Linked DNA regions of Homo sapiens: region 1 is linked to region 2. The links are chromatin loops, found by intact Hi-C in ENCODE. Cell type or tissue: PC-3. All regions are shown on one strand. Each heading gives the region's core, and the rest is flanking DNA. Links, peaks and the distances in the headings are about the cores only.

The links. A loop is a pair of places that touch in the nucleus more often than their neighbours do. Peaks named below come from ENCODE experiments on the same cell type or tissue, not always from the same donor. Only the 100,000 strongest peaks of a DNase experiment are listed, where the experiment ranks them.
Region 1: it touches region 2 in a loop (5-fold over the local background); 4 of 110 quality-filtered maps call a loop at or near these places.

What each region holds. Positions count from the first base shown.
Region 1 is chr7:80,356,676-80,367,086 of GRCh38, forward strand. No RefSeq gene overlaps it. Among named protein-coding and RNA genes, the nearest start is that of GNAT3, 150 kb to the right of the region's middle. In PC-3, for the core only: no CTCF peak of the experiment used is centred there; no DNase peak of the experiment used is centred there; H3K4me3 peaks cover 822 bases; H3K27ac peaks cover 2,686 bases.
Region 2 is chr7:80,307,085-80,317,495 of GRCh38, forward strand. It overlaps LOC107986744 (a long non-coding RNA gene), which reads right to left and starts at 5,372. Exons shown (of 3, transcript XR_001745026.2): 1 at 5,263-5,372. In PC-3, for the core only: no CTCF peak of the experiment used is centred there; DNase peaks (open chromatin) are centred at 5,397 and 5,477; H3K27ac peaks cover 1,724 bases.

The DNA.
Region 1 (10,411 bases), core at 1,505-9,504, 50 kb after region 2:
AACTATAAAATCATTAGAAGAAAACACAAGGGTAAATCTTGATGACCTCGGATTTGGCAATGGGTTTTTAGGTTTGACACCAAAATCACAAGCAATAAAGAATAAATAGATGAATTTGACCTCATAAAAATTAAAAATGTTTGTGCACCAAAGGACCTCATCAAGAAAGTGAAAAGACAACTCACAGAATCAGAGAAAATATTTGTAAATCATATATCTGATAAGAATTTAGTATGGAGAATATATATTAGGTTGGTGCAAAAGTTATTCCAGTTTTTGCCACTAAAAGTAATGGCAAAACTGCAACTACTTTTGTACCAACCTAAAGAAAACAAGTCAAGAAGAAAAAGATGAACAATCCAATAAAAAAATGGGTAAAGGACATAAATATACATTTTTTTCAAAGAAAATGTACAAATGGGCAATGAGCACAGGAAATGATGTTCAACGTAAATGGTAATTAAGGATATGCAAATCAATACTACAGTGAGATATCACTTCATACCCACTGTGATGGCTATAATTAAACAGCCAAATATGGCAAGTGTTGTGGAGAATGTAGAACTCTTGTACATGGGTGGGGATGTAAAATGATGCAGCCACTGGGGAAAACGATTTGGTGGTGCCTCAAAAAGTTAACATATATAATTACCATATGACCCTGCAATTTCGTTTTAAGTGTATGCCTAGGAGGAATAAAATGATATGTCCACACAGAAACTTTCATACATTATTCATAATAGCCAAAAGGTAGAAAAATGATTGAGATGTCCACTGAGAGGTGAATGGATAAATTGTGGTCCATACATGCTATAGAATATTATTCATTCATAAAAGGTAATGAAGCACCGATGGCTGCTAAAACTTGGATGAACCACAAAAACATGCTAAGGAAAAGAAGCCATGCATGAAAGCCATTCCTTTTATATGAAATACCCAGAACAGATAAATTCATAGAGACAGCAAGCAGATTAGTAGTTGCCAGGGGATGGGAGGAGAGTTGAGGGTTTTTAATGGATACAGAGTATTGTTCTGGGATGAAGAAAGGTTTTGAAACTGGAGAGCCATGGTCTTGCACAACACTGTGAATGGGCTAAATGCCACTGAATTATACATTTCAAAATGCTTAATAGTATGCTATTTGAGTTTCATCTCATTTAAAAAAAAAACCCTAGAAAGAGAAGAGAAAAAGTATTACAATAAAAATTTCAATTAATTCCATGGAATAGAAATTTTGACTTTATGTTCTTTAATTTAGTGTAGTAAACTTATAAATTAAAAACCTAGACGTTGGGCGGGCACGGTGGCTCATGCCTGTAATCCCAGCACTTTGGGAGTCTGAATGTGATGGGCGGGTCACCAGGTCAGGAGTTCAAGACCAGCTTGGCCAACATAGTGAAACCCCCTCTCTACTAAAAATACAAAAATTAGCCGGGTGTTGTGGTGCGTGCCTGTAGTCCCAGCTACTCGGGAGGCTGACACAGGAGAATCGCTTGAACCCGGGAGTTGGAGGTTGCAGTGAGTGGAGATGGCACCACTGCACTCAAGCCTGGGTGACACAGCGAGACTCCATCTCAAAAAAAAAAAAAAGTAGCCAAACATTCAATCTATTTGGAAACTAAATAGCATAATTTTAAATAACCACTGTGCTTAAAATAATAAAGGGGATCAATAAATATTATAATTCATTTAAATCATTTAATTTAATTTACACTATTTGTAATACTTAAGGCACTACTTGTCAAAATTTGAAAGACAAAGCTAAAGTACTACTTAGAGAGAAATTTACTGTTTTATACATTTTTAAATAAATTTATATTTTTTTCTAAACAAGTAAAGGAAAGAACAAATAAACCAAGAATTCTACATAAGAAGCTGGAAAATGAACATAAAAATAAGAAATAAATAACATAAACAACAACAATAATAAATTATATAATAAAAACTGAAAAGATAAATAAAATATAGAAAAGCAACAAAAACAGAGAACTGAAACAAAACCAAACATTAGTCTTTGAAAAGGATTATGAGGTAATACTGGGGAGATTGGAGGAAAGTAAAACACCGTCTCTATGTTCTCCCCTAATCTTCATTAAATACTCCAGTGTTTCCTAGTTTTACTTTTCCTGCCGTTTCCTCATATCTTTCTTCTGTACCTGTGCTTCTAAACTATGAGAAATTTTGAATAAGGTTAGACTTCTGAAAAATGTTCATAGAAAGGAAAAATAGCAGAACCCATAGTATTTATTTATTTAGCCCATAATTATATCTGTTTCCCCTGCTTCCTTCCCTCCCTCTCTCCCTCCTTTCATTCTTTCTTCTTAAAAGTCACCTGTATTTATGATTTAATTTTTATTATTTATGGTGGACAACTTGCTTGTTATCATGGGACACTGTATTTCTCGTATCTTAAGCTCTATAGAAATAATATATAAAGCAATGAGTGAAGTATATTTTTACTGTTAACATTTTTAACAAAGAGTCAGATTATAAATCATGATTTTGATAGGGTAAAGAAAAATGATCCCAAGCCCCACTGCCTTCATAAATGGGCATGCACGTCAGTGAGTTAAGCTTGACTAGTTTTATGATGCAGTTTGAAGTCAGAAAAGATTGTAAGCAGGTTTCTAACCTTTTTTTTAAAATTTGGCTTTGCATATGAGTGACTCTTAACGCCTAGATCATTTCCAATGGTCACACACCAGGTACTACTTTTTTAAACACAGAAATCATAACCCTTTTATAACTAGTAACCACTCTTACTCCTTGAGAATAGCTAAAAAACCTGGAGGCAAAGCTAGGCTGAAATATTAATTATGTGTATGTTTTGAGTAGTAATACATTTTTTCAACCATTTCTCCTGTTACTGTGAAGAAAGAGACCACGTTCCTGTTCAACTGATTGGATTCACTATGCAGCCCCAGCCTGTGGTTTCAACTATTCATTGTGTAGCACAACCATTTCCAGAACATAATATGTCTATTCTCCCTTGGGCCTATTTTTATTTTCTGGGCGTGAACAAACTATTGGAAGTGCCTCTTTGTCATGAATAAAGTTCTTTGTCATGAATAAACCTCTATGATTCTTATGAGAGAGGAGAATGCTGGGAAAATCAGGAAGAATTGGCTTCTTTCACAACTATTAGGCTTCTGCTAACAGTTCTTTCTCACCTGCTTCTGTCTTCAGTAGACCTCACAGCTAAATTTATTGATATTTCCCCCTACCCTAACCCCAAGCTCACCCTGACAACCTGGGGACCCAAGTCTTCCTCTAGTCCTTAGGAACTAAGGCCAATAAAGGAAGTGTATCTATATTCTTGGGTCTATCCCCTAGCTTAGAATTGGAATGAAATCCTGATTCCCTAGCTCAGTAACAGCTACTGGACTCTCTTTCACTTCTATTTCCCTCCAGTTCTCTGAACTTAACTGATATGAAGGTGTTTAGTATCTGACCAGCATCCTTCAGCTTTTCCTCCTTGTATTCATGTACCTCTCATCTTCTAATTCAGTAATTAATTTTACGAAGACGTGCTGAGCACTTCCTTTTTTCCAGTCAATCTTTTATTTTCTTGGAGAGAACAATAGACTCAACAAATTGCCTGCTCTTACAGATCTTAGTGGAAGAGAAAGAAACAAATAAATCTATTACACAAGTTCTGGTGGACATAAGTTGACCTAATTTAGATATTTGTCCCCACCCAAATTGATGTTGAAATGTAATACCTAATGCTGGAGGCGGGGCCTGGTGGGAGGTGTTTAGATTATGGGGGTGGATCCTTCATGTCTTGGTGCTGTTTTCAGGATAGTGAGTGAGTTCTCAAGAGATAGGTGTGTGGCATCTCCCCTCACCTTTCTCTCTCTCTCTCTCTTGCTCCTGCTTTTGCATTTTACATACCAGCTTCAACTTCTGCCATGATTAGAAGCTTCCTCAGGCCTCCCCAGAAGTGGATACCACTATACTTCTGTACAGTCTGCAGAACAGTGAGCCAATTAAACCTCTTTTCTTATAAATTACCCAGTATCAGGTAATTCCTTACAGCATTGCAAGAACGGTCTAACACGTAAGTATTATTAAGAAAAATAAAATAATAAACCCTCATGAACTGAGGAGGCCAGTGTGGCTAGAGAATGTTGGATGACAGGCAGAATGGGTGAGGTAGGCAAGGGCCAGGTTCTGTAGGATCCTTGCAGGCTATGATGAAGAGTTTACATTTTATTATAATTGTTATGGGAAGTCATTGAATGGTTTTTGAGCCAGGATATGACATGATCATTCCTACATTTTAAAAGGCCTTTCTGCTTTAAGAACAATAAGCTGCAGCAGGACAAAAGTGGATGCACAGAGACCAGTAAATTAAAATGCGATTGCTATGGTCAAGGTGATAAATACTGATGGCTCAATTAGTGCATGATAAATGATCAGAATTGAAATACACATATGAAAGGGATAATACCTTGGAATTCTTGATTCTGTTCCTTGATTGCCGGACCTAACTCCATGGGGGTGATTTGTGAAGCTATTGAGACTTGAACTTTCTAGTTGCCCTTGTCATCAGCAATTTTTCAATCTCTTTAACCTCTACCTACAAATGCTTCCCAATTTTTTCTAGTGATAACAGTAGTCTACTTTTAGACTTGAACTTTTTGATTGCCCTCTCTAACAACAAACTTGCAGCTTCTTTGATCCTGGACTGCAACTGTCCAATACTTTTCACCTGTGAGGGAGTCTCTTCTTGGTCTCTACTCACCTTACCTTCCTGCTGGCCCTGAGTTTCAGAAGTCTTTGTGGGCTTTCTAGTGAGCCTGTGAACTCACGGAAGCCATCTAAAAACTTGACCTGTGTAAATGTTGTAAAATAGTGACTAAGTGTAATAGGATAAATCCAAATTTGCTGTATATTTTTCCTTTTATGTGTTTAAAAATATTTACTATTTCCCTGCTCTTACATGGTTTCCATGTGTGGAATACAATTCCTTATTCTCAGTCAAAAATAAATAACATGTCTAAAGAAAAGATAAAATAATTGTATCAAAAGATACTTGAAAAAATAGTGGGTAGACGCAGAATAGTCAATGATTCAGTTAGTGCAAATATTAGAAATATAATAAATGAATTTACAAAATAATTTTTTGTTCAAGTAATTGAAGTCAACAGTGAGCTTTCTGGCAAAGAATTTGATACCATTAAAAAAGAACCAAATGGAAATTCTAGATTTAAAAAAATACAAAATGACTGAAATTAAGAAATCAGTGACTAGCCTGGGCAAGAAAGTGAGACCCAGTCTTGAAAAAAAACTAAAATATTAGCTGGGTATGGTGGTGCACACCTGTAGTCCCAGATCATGTCATCCAATTTTCAAAACTGTGTTTTTCTGCTGATCTAAAAAACTTGCATGATTCCCTTATTGGAAGAGCAATTGGAGTAGATGTGTTCCACATACCTTGGTAACAGATGTTATCTCCACATTCTGCAAATTCCTGGAATCATTTAAAGTAAGCATGGTGTCCAGGATGGTAAAATGTTTCAGCCAAACATCCATCCAAGAGCCAGCTGTTTATGCAGTTAGAAAAAGATGCCATTCAGAGTCTTTTTTTTTTTTCAGTTACAGGATTCTATAGCATGCTTTATAAATGCTACAAATATTTACTTTTCTTTCAGAATAGCAAACAGATTGCCCACAAATTTACTAAGCATTTTGTGTTTCTCTTTGCTTTTCTTTGATGAAGAATGAGTGTTATTTGAATTGGAACAGAGTAAATCTTGGTAGACTTTTGGGCATTGGAAATCTGTAAAGCCACCCCTGTAATGGCGTTAAAGAGACCATATTTTTTGGATACTTCTGTTTAACTGCTTGGATTTTTTCCTGGAAGTCTTTTATTAAAACCCTTCTTAAAGTTTCCTTTCATTCCAATTTCCCAATTTGGATCACTGTTACTTGCTCTGGTGAAGAGAATGAAATGTTAAAGTTGATTATATGTCATTTTGCCCTGAAAAAAGTGAGTTCTACTACTCTAAAAAAAAATCTTATTCTTAATTTTTTTTTTTTTTTACAAAGCGAGTGGAACAGAAATAGAATAATACAGGACCAAGTGTCAGCAATATGTTAATTTTCACTGACTGCTGGTGATATTGGCTTTTTGTGTCACTCTGACTCAAAGCCCATTTTAAAATTTAATGTAACTATTATAAGTGTCTTAAAATATGTCATTTGGGCCATATGACTCAGAAAAGAATGACTTTGCAGGATATATGCCAAGGGTGAATGCCTGCATAGGAAAGCAAGCTCATAATCATGAAAATCATTAATATATTTTTTTAATCAAAACGCATATTCCCATTCAAACTATTATTATCCTGAATAAGATCCTCATAATCTCTCACTTAACTATCACAATAACTCTGATTGGTCTCTCTTCCTCAATTGTACATTCACCTTTTCCACCACCTCACTTTCAATAGAGGAAACACTAAACCAATAATAGTCAAGTGAGGTAGATACTACTATGGGCCTATCTAGATTTTGGGGGGGCAATTCTGAGTGTTCTAGCTACAACTCATTTCTTTCCTCCCTCTAAGAAAGAAAATCAGAATGCAATCTAGTGAGAGTGTTACTATCCCAATAATTGCACTAATTTTTTTGCTGTCAATTTGATTTTTTAATCATGGAAGTATGATTTATATGCAACAATATTCACCAGTTTTAAGAATTACAATTTCATGAGTTAGGACAAACATACAGTCAAATAAACACCATGACAATCATGATACAAAACAAGCTTGTCTAACCCACAGCCCAGGATGGCTTTGAATGAGGCCCTACACAAATTCATAACATGAGATTTTTTTTGTGATTTTTTTTTTAGTTCATCAACTGTTATTAGTGTTATATATTTTATGTGTAGCCCAAGACAATTTTTCTTCTTCCAATGTGGCCCAGGGAAACCAAAAGATTGGACACTCCTGAATTATGAAACATTTCTCTCACTCCAAAAAGTCCTTTGCCTTTCATTTCCTGGCCTCAAACCCTTTCCCCTGACAAACACAGATTTCTGTATCTTATAATAGGTTTACCTTTTCTAGAATTCATAAAATTGATTCCTAGAGCACATATTTCTTTATGTATGGCTTCTTATATAATAATTTAGAGATTCACCCATGTTGTTTTATTAGTATTTCATTCTTTTGTGTTGCTGAGTAATATTTTTAATGGATATACCAACTTTGTTTTTACATTTCAGTTGATAGACATCTTTTTGGCCATTATGTTATTGTCCAGTTTTTGGCTATTATGAATACAACTACTTTGAATATTATTGAGTACAAATCTCTCTAGGAGAACATAGGTTTTCGTATCTCTTGGGTAAATATCTAGGAGTGGAACTGTGGTTGTATGATAAATGTAAGTTTAAATTTATTAGAAACTTACAAACTATTTTCAAAGTTTCATTTTACGTTCACACAAACATTGTGTGAGAGTTCAAATTTCTTAGTATTTTTATCAACTCTTGTTATATGACTTTTTGTTTATAGCCTTTTTGGTGGTTATCTAGACATATAGCACTGTGGTTTTAATTTGCATTTCCCTAGTGACAAATAATATGGAATATCTTTCATGTGCTTGTCATTCTTATATTTTTTTTGTTAAGTATCTGTTGTGTGCATTCTGGACCTAAGACACCAGTCTTTGAGACATTCTTCCTTTTTCTTCTCTGGTGTATATGTACCACATTTTCTTTATCCAATCCATTGCTGATAGGCACTTAGGTTGATTCCATGTCTTTGAGTGAACAATGCTGTAACGAACATCTGGGTGCATGAGTCTTTTTGGTAGAACAATTTATTTTCTTTTGGATATACACCCAGTAATGGAACTGCTAGGTCAAGTGATAGCTCTGTTTACAGTTCTGCGAGAAATCGCCAAATCGCTTTCCACAGTAGCTGAAGGAATTTACATTACCATGTGGTTGTATCAGCCTATTTTCTACCCGTAAAATTTGGAGACTTCAACAGCCTTCTTTCATTTTGTATCCATCCTCTCTTTGTCCCTTTCAGAACCTCAGGCCCAGAGGGTGGAGCCAGGAGCCATAGAGGATTATTCACAGACCTTGAAACCTAATGGAGTTTACCCAGTTGGATTTTGAGGGAACTGAGACTCAGGGAGGTCACATTGCTATAGGAATAGAAATATGAGTCTCACTATAAAGTCAATATATTTTTTTCCTTTACCTTACTGCTTTTGGGGTATGATGGGTTATATAGTATATTTTTTGATAAAAGGGAACATATTAGTTCATTAGGAGAATATAGTATTTTCTGGATAATAGTATCTGAGAGGAAATTATGCTTTTATGGAGAATATTGAATAATGATTAAAGAGTATTCAACAATGGTTTGATATAAGATACAGAAAATTTATTCATTTCTTAAAATTTCAACTTTAATACATTGTGACATTAATACATGTCTAAATGAAGATCTTTATACTAAGCAGATGAGAAGTACAAATATAGCTTTTGGGTTAGATAAGTCTATATAAGACAGATCTAGGAGACCCAAAGGGATATATTTGTAATGTCCATTAAAAAATGCCAAGATATACTGCCCAAAGCAATCTACAGATTCAATGCTATTCCTGTCAAGCTACCAATTTCATTTTTCATGGATCTAGAAAAAACTATTCTAAAATTCATATGGAACCAAAAAAGAACCCAAATAGCCAAAGCATTCCTAAACAAAAAGAACAAAGCCAGATGCATTACATTACCAGATTTCAAACTATACTATAAAGCTATAGTAACCAAAACAGCAAGGTACTGGTACAAAAACAGACACAGAGACCAATGGAACTGAATAGAGCACTCAGAAGTAATGCTGCACACCTGCAGCCATGTGATCTTCAAGAAAGTTGACAAAAACAAGCAATTGGGAAAATATTTCCTGATCAATAAATGGTGCTGGGATAGCGGGCTAGCCATATGCAGAAGAATGAAACTAGATCCCTATTTTTCACTAGGTATAAAAATCAACTGGATGGATTGAAGATTTCAATATAAGATCTCAAACTATAAGAATCCTAGAAGAAAAGCTAGGAAACACCATTCTGGACATTGGCCTTGGGAAAGAATTTATGACTAAGTCCTCAAAAACAATGACATCAACAACAAAAAAATTGACAAGTGGGACCTAATTAAACTAAAGAGCTTCTGCACAGCAAAAGAAACTGTCAACAGAGTAAATGGACAACTTACAGAATGGAATAAAATATTAGCAAATACAAATCTTACAAAAGTCTAATATCCAGAATCAGTAAAGAACTTAAACAATTGCACAAGCAAAAAACAAATAACCCCATTTAAAAATGGACAAAAAACATGAACAGACATTTCTCAAAAGACATACAAGCAGCCAACAAACATTTGAAAAAATGCTCAACATTATCAGAGAAATGTGAATCAAAGCCACAATGAGATACCATGTCATACCAGTCAGAATGGCTATTACTGAAAAGTCAAAAAAATAGATACTGGTGAGATTGTGAAGAAAAGAGAACAACTGTTGGAGGGAATGTAAATTAGTTTAGCCACTGTGGAAAGCAGTTTGGAGATTTTTCAAATAACTCAAAACAGATCTAGTATTTGAGCCAGCAATCCCATTACTGGGTATATATCCAAAAGAAAATAAATTTTTCTACCAAAAATATGCATGCACACATTAAATGCAGTACTATTCACAGTAGCAAAGACATGGAATCAACCTTGGTGCCCATCAATGGTGGATTGGATAAATGTGATATATACACACTATGGAATACTATGCAGCCATAAAAAAGAATGAAATCATATCCTCTGTAGCAACATGGATGCAGCTAGAGGCCATTATCCTAAACAAATTAACATAGGAACAGAAAACCAAGGACTACATGTTCTCGTTTATAAGTGGGAGATAAACATTGGGTACTCATGGACATAAAGACGGCAACAACAGAAACCGTAGATTACTAGAGCAGGGAGAGAGTGAGGGAGCCAAGGACTGAAAAACTATTAAGTACTCTGCTCAGTACTGTGATGATAGTATCACTCACACCTCAAAACTCAGCATCACGCAATATACTCAGGTAAGAAACCTGCACATGTACACCCTGAATTTAAAATTAAAGTTGAAATTATTTTTAAAAAACCATAAGTTTTAAAAATATAAATACATAAAAATAGCCAGAAATTTTATGAAGAATGCCTAACATTATATCTGATTATTCCACAATATCAATAATAGCTTCTATGATCCGCAGCAGCTTTCCAGGTAATGTTTTTGTTTGTTTGTTGATTGGTTGGTGTTTTTTCTTTTCTCCTGGTTACTCTATTTCATTAGTTCAATATAGTTTTTATGTTTTATTTGTTTTTTTTTTTGCCATT
Region 2 (10,411 bases), core at 1,292-9,291:
TGGGTGACAGAGCGAGACTGTGTCTTAAAAAAAAAAAAAAAAAAAAAAATAGAAAGGGGACAAAGGGGACTAGACATACAGGTACATGACCCAAGCTCTCATAATGACCTTGCCACTCTCCTGACGTGGTCCTGTGGACAAGTTTAATGAATTTTGCTTCATTTGTGAAATGACAGGCTGAGACCTGGCGGTCTCTAACATTTCTTCTGGTTATAATAGTGGATGATTCTGTAAGTTAATCATACTCTGCATTTGTACGGCATTTTTCACTTTCCAAAGCATGCTGACATACATCACTCACTGATCCTGTGAGGCAGGCATGGCATGTGTTTTTACCCCTATTTTATAAATGAGGAAGTACAGATTTAGAGGTTGTGTCCTCTATAAAATTTCATTGTTCAACCTGTGTCAAGGATCTAGATTCAGAAACATTTAGTTGATTTTTGAAAATATATCAGAGTTGGGTGTGTTTCCCTTTAAAAGTTCTTGGCAATTACAAATTATTTTGAACTATCATGTGAGGTAGTGGCTGCTATGGAAACTGCATTAATACATGAAGCTTGCAAAGCCTGTCACCACATCAGATGTTGCTGCCCTTTGGCTATGCTAACTTACTCATCTGTTTTTTTGAAAAATATTTCTCTCTTTCTTCTTTTTCTTTTTTTCCCCAAGCACAAGCACACTATGTTTATAATCCAAGACATCTCATTTTGAACAGACTCATCCTTATGAAATTCATTAAATGACTTGGAACAAAAGATTCTAGTGAAAATATGACCTGGGAAAATAATAAATTAAAACATATATGCATAGTGTTCATTTCGTATTTCTGTGGCTCAAACAAAATGTGAAAAGAAGCTAAAAAAGAAAAACTAAATTCATGAGGTAGGATTATGTTTATATGATAATTGCAAAGAAAAATAATGCATGAGTTCAAGTATAATAATTTTATTCTAATAATAAAGATATTTACTATGTCAGTTTTGACCAACACTATACATTTAACCTTTGCATTATTTTGTGAAATATTAGCACTCATAGGCATTAATGAATCTTAAAAAAGCAGTCATTACTTTTAGATTTATCAATTATCTATTTTATACGTGTATATATAAATATATAATATGTATATATGTGTGTATATATACATATATGTGTATGTATATATATATATATAAAATGTACATAGTATCTGTAAATAGTTGCCACCTATATTCCAAAGTTTCATATTTCATATTTTGAATACAGGGTCTCTGTGTCCCAAATGGGACTCAACTGTCTTGAAATTGCCCTTGTTCCATCCAAAGAAATAGTGGAGATTTAGATTCAATAATTATATAAACCAGAAGTACTTACTTCCTCCTGTTTTCACTATTCTTTGGCAAATACATAAAACCTAATTTTTTTGCCAGATATCTTACTTACCACCTTGTGAGGACTATATATTTGAAATGGCAACAGTCTATATATTTTTCTTGCTGCCAATTTATAGGTTATTATGACCTGCTGGTATTCCTTTATTTGAATTTAACTAATTAATCACAAGTGGGATTTTTTCCATATGCTCATTAGTTATTTATATAACTTCCATAAAATATTTATTCATAAATTTGGTCATTTTGCTTAATGATTTATATTACTTATATGTAAAAGGAAATAAACTTTTAAATAGTGTAGAAAGTATTAATGGGTTTGATATATGAAAATTTTAAATTTTTATGTAGTAGGCAAATCTATCATCTTCATGATGTATTACAATGATCTTATGCTTAGAAAGTCTCCCAACTGCATACAGTACATATTCATATGCATTTCATAGTTTCAGTTGTTACTTTAAACTTTCCATCAAGTTTCTATATATTTTGAATGTAACACAAACTGATAATTGGGCTTTTTTCAAAATAAATAATTTTCCAAACACAACGTTAGAAATAATACATCCTTTCCTATGGATTTATGATATTTTAAATCTTATATTAAGATTCTAACATTGGTTCCAGAGCTATCCCTTATCTTTCCCTAGATTCTTAAGCCACCACCACATTGTGTTAATTTTATAATGTTAAAATAAATGTTGATTATCTGATAACATAATTCACTTTTGAACATGATTTGCAATTCTCATTTGTTTAATTTTCCAGGTAAATCTAATAAGTCCTTACTCCCAATCAAAATTCTCAACGCTCTTTCTTTTCTGTTTCATTTCATTTGATTTATTTACTCTGCCTTTGTCTTAGGCCATTCTTGTATTTTTATAAAGAAATACCTGAGACTGGGTAACTTATAAGAAAAGAGGTTTAATTGGTTCACAGTTCTGCAGGCTGTACAGGAAGCATAGCGGCATCTGCTTCTGGGGTGGCCTCAGGGAGCTTTTACTCATGGCAGAAGGTGAAGCGGGGTCAAGCACATGTAGGATGAGAACAGAGCAAAAAAGAGAGGGGGAATGTACCACACACTTTTAAGCGACCACATCTTGTGAGAACTCACTCACTCTCACTAGGACAGTACCAAGAAGAAGGTGTTAAACTATTTCATGAGAAATCTGTTCCTATGATTCAGTCACCTCCTACCAGGCCTCACCTCCAACATTGGGGTGAAAACATGAGATCTGGGTGGGACAAATATACAAACTGTATCAGTCTTGTAGTTAATGTTTATCTTAAGCTTCAAAGAAGTCATTGTTTTATCAAAAATATTGAGTATTGAGAGCAGAACTTACAGATTTTTTTTTTTTTTTCGCACAGGGCACTGTGAATGAATAAAAGTTAACTTAATCTCTTTATTTGGAAGACACTGGGGAAGTCACTCTTGAATAGATGCAAGTTTGGACATTGAATACAGAATTTTTTTAAAGCAGGGTGGTGATAGTGGTAGCAATAAAGAATCGATAACTCATGCAGAGACAACATAAGATGTTTAACTGAAAAGTTAATTTACATTAGTAAACTGCAGTAATCTCAGCCTCAAGAATAAACAATTTATTTACCTTGGGAAATTTGCTTTGAATATGAAAAAGTAATGTAGGAACATTTCTCAAAAAGCATTCTACCCTAGAATGTTCTCTGCCAAACCACTTCCTACCCCGCCCCCACGAAATCACACTCACATCGTAGAAAAGATTTGCGCTGGTTAAAGTTACTAGCAAATTCCAGTAACTACTGTGCTTCATTTTCTTATTCACAGATTTAAACAGAGTTATAAGAATTACAAGACCAATGTAATTATGGTTTAAGAGATTAAATGGAGGAAGGAAGTTGTCATTTCAAGAAAGGACCTGTATATGAGATAGTGAAATATCACAGATAAGCTAAGATTTGAAAGCCCAGTTCCCTTATGTACTGGTGGTTTCATGATGGACAATTGCTTAATCAAGCTAATTTTGGTTTTCTCATTTGTAAAATTGATAGTAATAATGTTTTGTAAGGAATGTAAAAAAGACTAAAGGAAATAATGGAATGATTTACAAAGTAGGAATGATGCTTAAAATGTAGTAGTAATAAATGTTAATAATTATTATGTAGTATGATTACTGGGCAAGTTTTAAGAATGAAAACTCTCCCTAACACTTGGAAGTAAGCAAACTACCATTGTCCAATGTAAAAATTACAGAAGAGCTCCCAGACACTAAAGGGAAGATATAACTATAATCAGGACAGAGACAAACCTAGCTGCTCCTTCTAAGAACTCTATTCATATACTTATAGACAGACCACCATTAAAACACCAAGAGTCCTGTAAAGGAGTCTTATAAATGGTCCTCCACTATCTGGACCTTTGACTAAATTAAACTGTTTCAACAGTGGCAATGTGGCTGATTATTTTTGAAACAAAAGGCCCTGAAAATAATAGCAACCAAAGGAGTACATATGAAAGATCATTAATTGTATTGAAGGAAGCCAAGGAGAATTATACATAAGTGATGATTTTAGATGTACAGCCAAGAAGATTAAGGCTTAAAGAAAAATTAAGAAGAAAAAGTAATTCAACTGCCAACAAAAATATCTTCAGTTAATTTGAAGAAATATGTTTTCCACACTGGGAATGTCTAAAAGCTACATTATTTAAAAATTATTCAAAAAATGTGTCACAAGTCCCATAGCTCAGCATGTATTATGGACTATGAAAGAAACAAAAAGATCTGAAAGTAATAACCAATCAGATGATTAGGAGAGATAAGTGGAAAAATTAAAACATATTTTAAAACCCAAGAAAGAAGCTAGCTCTGATAATCTGATTAAAACCCAGAAGAAAAACACTGCTGTGGCCATTTATCCCTAGTGACACGGCAGAAGTAGATGGAATAATTTCTGAACAGATTGTTAGCAAAAAGTCCACTCAGAAGATATATATTGTGCTACAGAGTTTTCAGATAAGTTATCAAGACTCAGAAGGGAAATTTATAACTCTACTAAGAGAATCAGATAATTATCAGAGTAAGACAACATCCTGAAAGAGATAAGAGGTGGAAAATATATACGAGTCTATGTTCCTTAGTTCTAAATTTACTCTAGTAGGTAACAATTACTGTTGAAAAGAGTACAGTACATTGAAAAATGTACATATATGGGGAACTTCATTTTCTGTAGAACTGACAACTCTATTCTAAAAGATGACTAGTAATTTTAAAAAGCACTTTAAAAAATTTAAGGCAATTTTAGGTTAAAATTAAGGAAATAATTTTCCATAAAATGTGAACAGTAAATTCCTGGACAGGACACCTCATCAGATGATCTTTCACGAATCTGTGAACTCCTTTGAGGTCCAAGGGAGTTATTGAGATTGGCTTTGTGGCATTTCCATTCAAACACATTTTATTGCAGAATAAGATGCTGAGAAGCACAGCTTAAAGAAAAAAAATAAGAAAAAAGAAAAATAGTGCATTCATTCATTCATTTTATCACTCACTTAGTAGACACTTATTGAGTGCTACTATATGCCAGTCAGTGTGATCTAGGTGCTGGTGATAAAATAATTAATTACACTGTCAACATCCCCTCACATTTTTACATCATAACAGTCACAAAACATGTGACAGCATACAAATTAAGTTATAATATTATGGAATAATAGGTGCTATGAAAATATATAGTGTTGTTACCCACAACGTCAAACAATACTCAGGAGGTACAGAGTATTTCAGAAAAAGCAGGCCAATGTAAACAATCCCCGTGAATGTTGATTCAATTCCTATGGTAACTCGGCAGCACTTCCTGAGCAGTCCGTGCTGCAGATTCTGTGGTGTTCTGCCCAGGGCTGACTTACCCATCTCCAAGCTGTTGCGGAAATAGGCTTCTGACATTTCATAGTGTGCCTCACTCAAGGTTATGCCCTCTGCCAGCAAGCATAATGAATGGCTGATGGGGAATAAATACACAGGCTCAGTCCCTCACCTCAATTTAAAACAACTCTAGAAGTTCATTCAGCTCTAGGGCTCCAAGTAGGATAAGCTGAGGCCTCACTTGTAACTGCAATGTGAGTCAGCTTCTCCCTCTGTCCAGTCTTGCCTCCATCTTCACTTCCTTTAGGTATATTTCCTGAGGGCATTCTCCAATAAACCTTCTACCTGGAATTCTCTGTTTCTAGAAGATCCAGTCTAAGGCACTGAGATAAACTGGAGGGATTCAAGTGCTTTCATATGGAGCCTGGGGAAAATTTGAAACAGTTTTCATATGCAAGGTAATACAGCACAAAGTTTAGAAGGAAATTTAGATACTAAATACATGTAAAATTTGCAAAAAAGAATTGTTGAAAACCTTTAATGAGAAACTTGAGCTTATATCTGTTTAAAAATTGGATTTTATGCTTGAAAGGGCTACACACAGCTCCTTATCAAGACTTTTTAATTACATTTTCAAATTCTTAATAGTCACCATCAATAAAAATCTGCTTATACAGACATGGACAAATCATTTAAACACATTTTACAACCATTCAAAAATTTGGGACTTGTAACCTGTACAGACCTGGTGGACTGAACAAAGGGGGGCGAACACAGGAATCAAAGGCAAGAGACAAGAGTATATTTGTAAGAAGGGGTCGGGGGGCACCTTGCCTCTAGTGCACAAGGGCCCTGAGATTTACACAGCCCTCCATATTTATTAGGCAAAAGAGATCGGGGTGGGGGGTGTGATTGTTGGGTAATTGTCAGTCAGCAATTTGGTTCACAGCAGGCAAGACTGCATCCTTTGGATAATAGGTGCTAGATTTCTCAGTAGATAACTTCAAGGAGCCGGGTGCCAGGGAGTGATGTCCCTCAGCAAACCTTTTGGTGGCAGGGCAGTGTGAGTTTGCCCACATCCTGCATTCATGATAAACAGTTTGCTGTTTAATCATATCCTCCAGTGGACTACTGAGTTGGTCACATCCTACGGGCCTTCGGCTCCCTGCAGGGACTATTGAAGTTATATACATAGAAAGAATCCTACAGATCTTTCTTTCATTAATAATCTAATGATAGCATTTCTTGTGATAGTTATAATAGATTTCAAATCCATTTAAACTTTTTGAAATGAAGAATTTCAAATAATGGTAAATCTTTCATTTGTAGAACACACATAACATTGCTAGGGCTATGACGCAGCTACTAGCTTGGATGACTCTAAAATGCACCTGAATTGTAAAATGGACAGAACCCTCAGATATACGTGCAGACAGTTTTGCCCTTGACTTTGATCTGCACACCATACTCTTTGGGCACATGGAACATCCACAGTGGCTACTATATGGATGTCCAGTTGATAAGAGTATTTCTTTCCTTATAGTAGAGCAGTAAGTGCTGGATGTTTCTCCAGTTCACTGCTTGCAGAGACTTTGGACACACTGTCAAGTGGCACTCAAAAGTGCCACTGTCTGACGCACTGAGGAAGAAAGACTTGAGGCTCTAGAGACTATTCCAGACCCCACCCTGAGGATTTAAGTGATTTGTGTAGTGTGTCACATCTTGAACCCTCTTATAGCAGATCACTATGTGCTGCATACAAATTGGGTAGATCAGGAATACACTTCTACGAGTGTCAACTCAAATAACCAAGAGAGAATCCCAGGGAAAGATGTAAATATTAAGCACTGTAATTGGGATAAAGGAACTGAGATTGATTGTCCTGGCAATATACATATACAAAGTCAACGGAAGCTGGAAAACAGATGAACCTGTGGTAACTTGCTGAACAGAGCTGAGAAAGAAGACTACTCAGGCAGCAGTGGAGAGATTTGAGAATCCCCTAGATTTAAAGCAGAGAACCATCGAAATAGTCAGCAATAGGCAACACCATGTGTCTGTGAGCTAGGAGACAAGGGCAAGAAGCTAAAATGGAAAACTGAGAGAAACTGTTTGCAAAGCAGTTTGATCTCTAGTTCCACTTCTCCACTATCCCACTGGTCAGAGGACAAGGGATTTATTTCCTGGAGAAAGTATGACTGAGGGTCTTTGGCATGGGGATCAATCAACACTGATGATAGTGCTGCTATCCCACAGAAAATAGGGGATACAGTGACCAGATGTACATTATAGGTTGGGCTGAAATCTCCAGGCTTCTTTCTCCACTGAACTCTGAGAATACTTACAGCCAAACCTTTAGCCACCTGGCAGAAGACTGGCGGAGAACATTCTAGGAAATCTGACCAACTTAAGGGAAAAAAACTAAAGACACTAACCCATATGGTTCATCCACCAGCCATCTTTCTGCAGTGTTCAAAACCCCAACACTCAAACTCAATGTTTCCACTCAGATTTTAGGCTGTCTCCTTCTTTCATCTCTTTTGACTCAGTCCTGATCAGTTTTTATTCCTCTTCAGAGCAGTTCCTCTGAGTGCAGAACTCTGTTCTAGGAGGACGTTCTGCCAGGTCAATTTTTAGAGTGCATAAGGCGAGACTGCTCAAGCCCCTTCAATTTCTCCTTTCCACTCTCCCCAAAATTGTGGAGGGCATAGCCCTTCCTGTTCTCGAACTTGCCTGCTAAGCTTTATAATGAGTAGGTGTTGGCTATTTTGTGGGGTATTCTTTTCAGGTAAGTCAGAGGCTGTTCCCCTCTTCTTGTTTCCGTGGAAACACCAGTCCCATGCCGATCTTGACATTGTTAGAAATTTGTCCCCACCTGCTTCTGTTTGGGGATTCAAGGGGCACATTGTCCCTGAATTTTGTAGTAAATCTTTCCCATAGGGTTTTGATTTGTTTGTTTTTATGTAGGAATTCAAAACAATTTAAAAAGCTATGCTGCTATTGTTGCCATGTCCCTGGAATATGCCCTGTACCATTATTATTATTATTTGTTATAGTCAGGTTTATTGAGGTATAATTTACATACAGTAAAATTCATCCTTTTAAGGTGTGCAGTGAGACGAGTTTGGGCAATTATATAACTACCACCCAATCATAATGTAAAACATTTCCATCATCCAAAAATCTTCTCTCAAGCCATTTAGTAGTCAGTCTTTTTTGCCCACCTTAAGCCCCTTGGCAACAGCTACTCGGATTTCTGTCCCTGTAGTTTTGCTTTTATCAGAATGTCATATAAATGGAAGCATACAGTACATAGCCTTTTGTGTTTGGCTTCTTTCACTTAGTATAATGCTTTTGAAATTCATCGGTTTTATTGCAGGTGTTAGTAGTTCATTTCTACTTTTTGCTGAGCCGTATTCCATTGTATGGGCACCTCACAATTTGTTTATTCATTCACTTGGAGATGGACATTTGGGTGGTTTCATGTTTTTGGTTGTTAGGAACAAAATTGTTAAAAACATTTACACGCTGGTCTTTCTGTGGATATATTTCTTTTGGGTAAATATTTTGGAGTAGAATTGCTAGGTTGTATGGTAAATATATATATATATTATATCTTTATAGGAATCTGCCAAACTTGTTTCTTAAAGTGGTTCTACTATTTTTCATTCTTTCAATGTGCTCTCCTTTTTAACCTGATATAGTAACTGTAGCATATGTATCACTGAAAGTAAATCTATGAAAAACAATGTTATGAGGTTAAGGAAACAGAAATCCAATCCAGGAGAAATGTGAAGAAAATTCCAAGGATATCAGCAAAATTATTTCCATATGACACGTGTGTCTTTGGTCTAGAGAATGGTCAGTCTAAAAGCATTAAAATGGTGGTCTCCAGAAGGGATATCTCCAAGAAAAAAAAATAGTATCATGAGAGAGCCTGATGAGGTTGACTTTTTGAAAATTTGCTTATAGAGATTATTGGAAACTGTGGCAAGAATTTGGAGTGGATAAAAAGAAACTGAAGCAATAGAAAACAGAATCAAAGTCATTATTTACTCAAGGAAAAGGAAAAACCAGGAAGGGAAATATAATCATAGTGCACTACAATTCTCGGCTTTGAAGAACACTTTCACAGGCATAATAATGGAAACGTCAAATACTGATTTTACCCAAAATTATGAGATAATTAATTAGACATACACACTGGGTACAAGAAAGAGGAGAAATGGAGATGTTGTTGATGTAAGAAAATTAAATCCTTGTTTGTCATAAAAGGTACTCGGTGGCTAATATGTAAAATTAATAGCAGTCTGCACACATTTCACTTGAGAGACACAAATGCAAAAGAAACATTTAGAAGGTCAAATTTGGTTGGCTCAGGGGAGGCAAAGTAGGAGAAGTTGGGAGTCATAGGACAGGGAACCATCCTATATAATAATACTATTTGCCTTTGTGTGTATGTATCATGTTATAAAAATAAATAATTTTTAAGTAAAAATAAAAGGGTATCACGTGCAAGTTCACAGTCCTGGGACCAAATCAGTGAATACAGTATTTATGTCTAATTAGAATAATTGTCCATTCATTGAAAATTATGCGTATTTTCTTTTTAGGAGACACATAATGCTGTGATCTGTATGCAAAGCTCCCTTAAGATAAAATGCATTGTATTTCCTGATCTTAGGAACACTCAGTCAGCCACAGGTGATTGGAAAAATAACTGACTAATTCATTGTTTGGCCAGACTAGTCATAAACTCTCCCAATAATGTGAGTTGAGATAAAGACTTTGAAGTAAGTTAACAAAGAGACTGAGGCTGCTACTTTGGATCAAGCAGAGATTTATTAGGAAGAAGAGAAAGCTAGACTACAGAAAGAAGTAAAGCAGCATATACCAAAGGAAAAGACCCAAAAAGCAAAACAGAGATAAAACTAATCTCAAAATGGCTTTTGTCTCTTATTTTCTGGAGGACTTGATGAACCCAGTTCCCATATTTGATATATATCAGATCAGGGTCCTGAAATTAATCCCAATAAACACTGTTATTCTTTACCATGCCACATTCCCCACATTTATCAACATTTAAGAGATCCCAAAGAGAATCTTTGATAAGCAGAGAGGCAAATTCAGTTAGGAAACTTGCCCAATGATAAGAAAGTGACAGAGATTCCTGACCAACTTTTAAACCGGGTC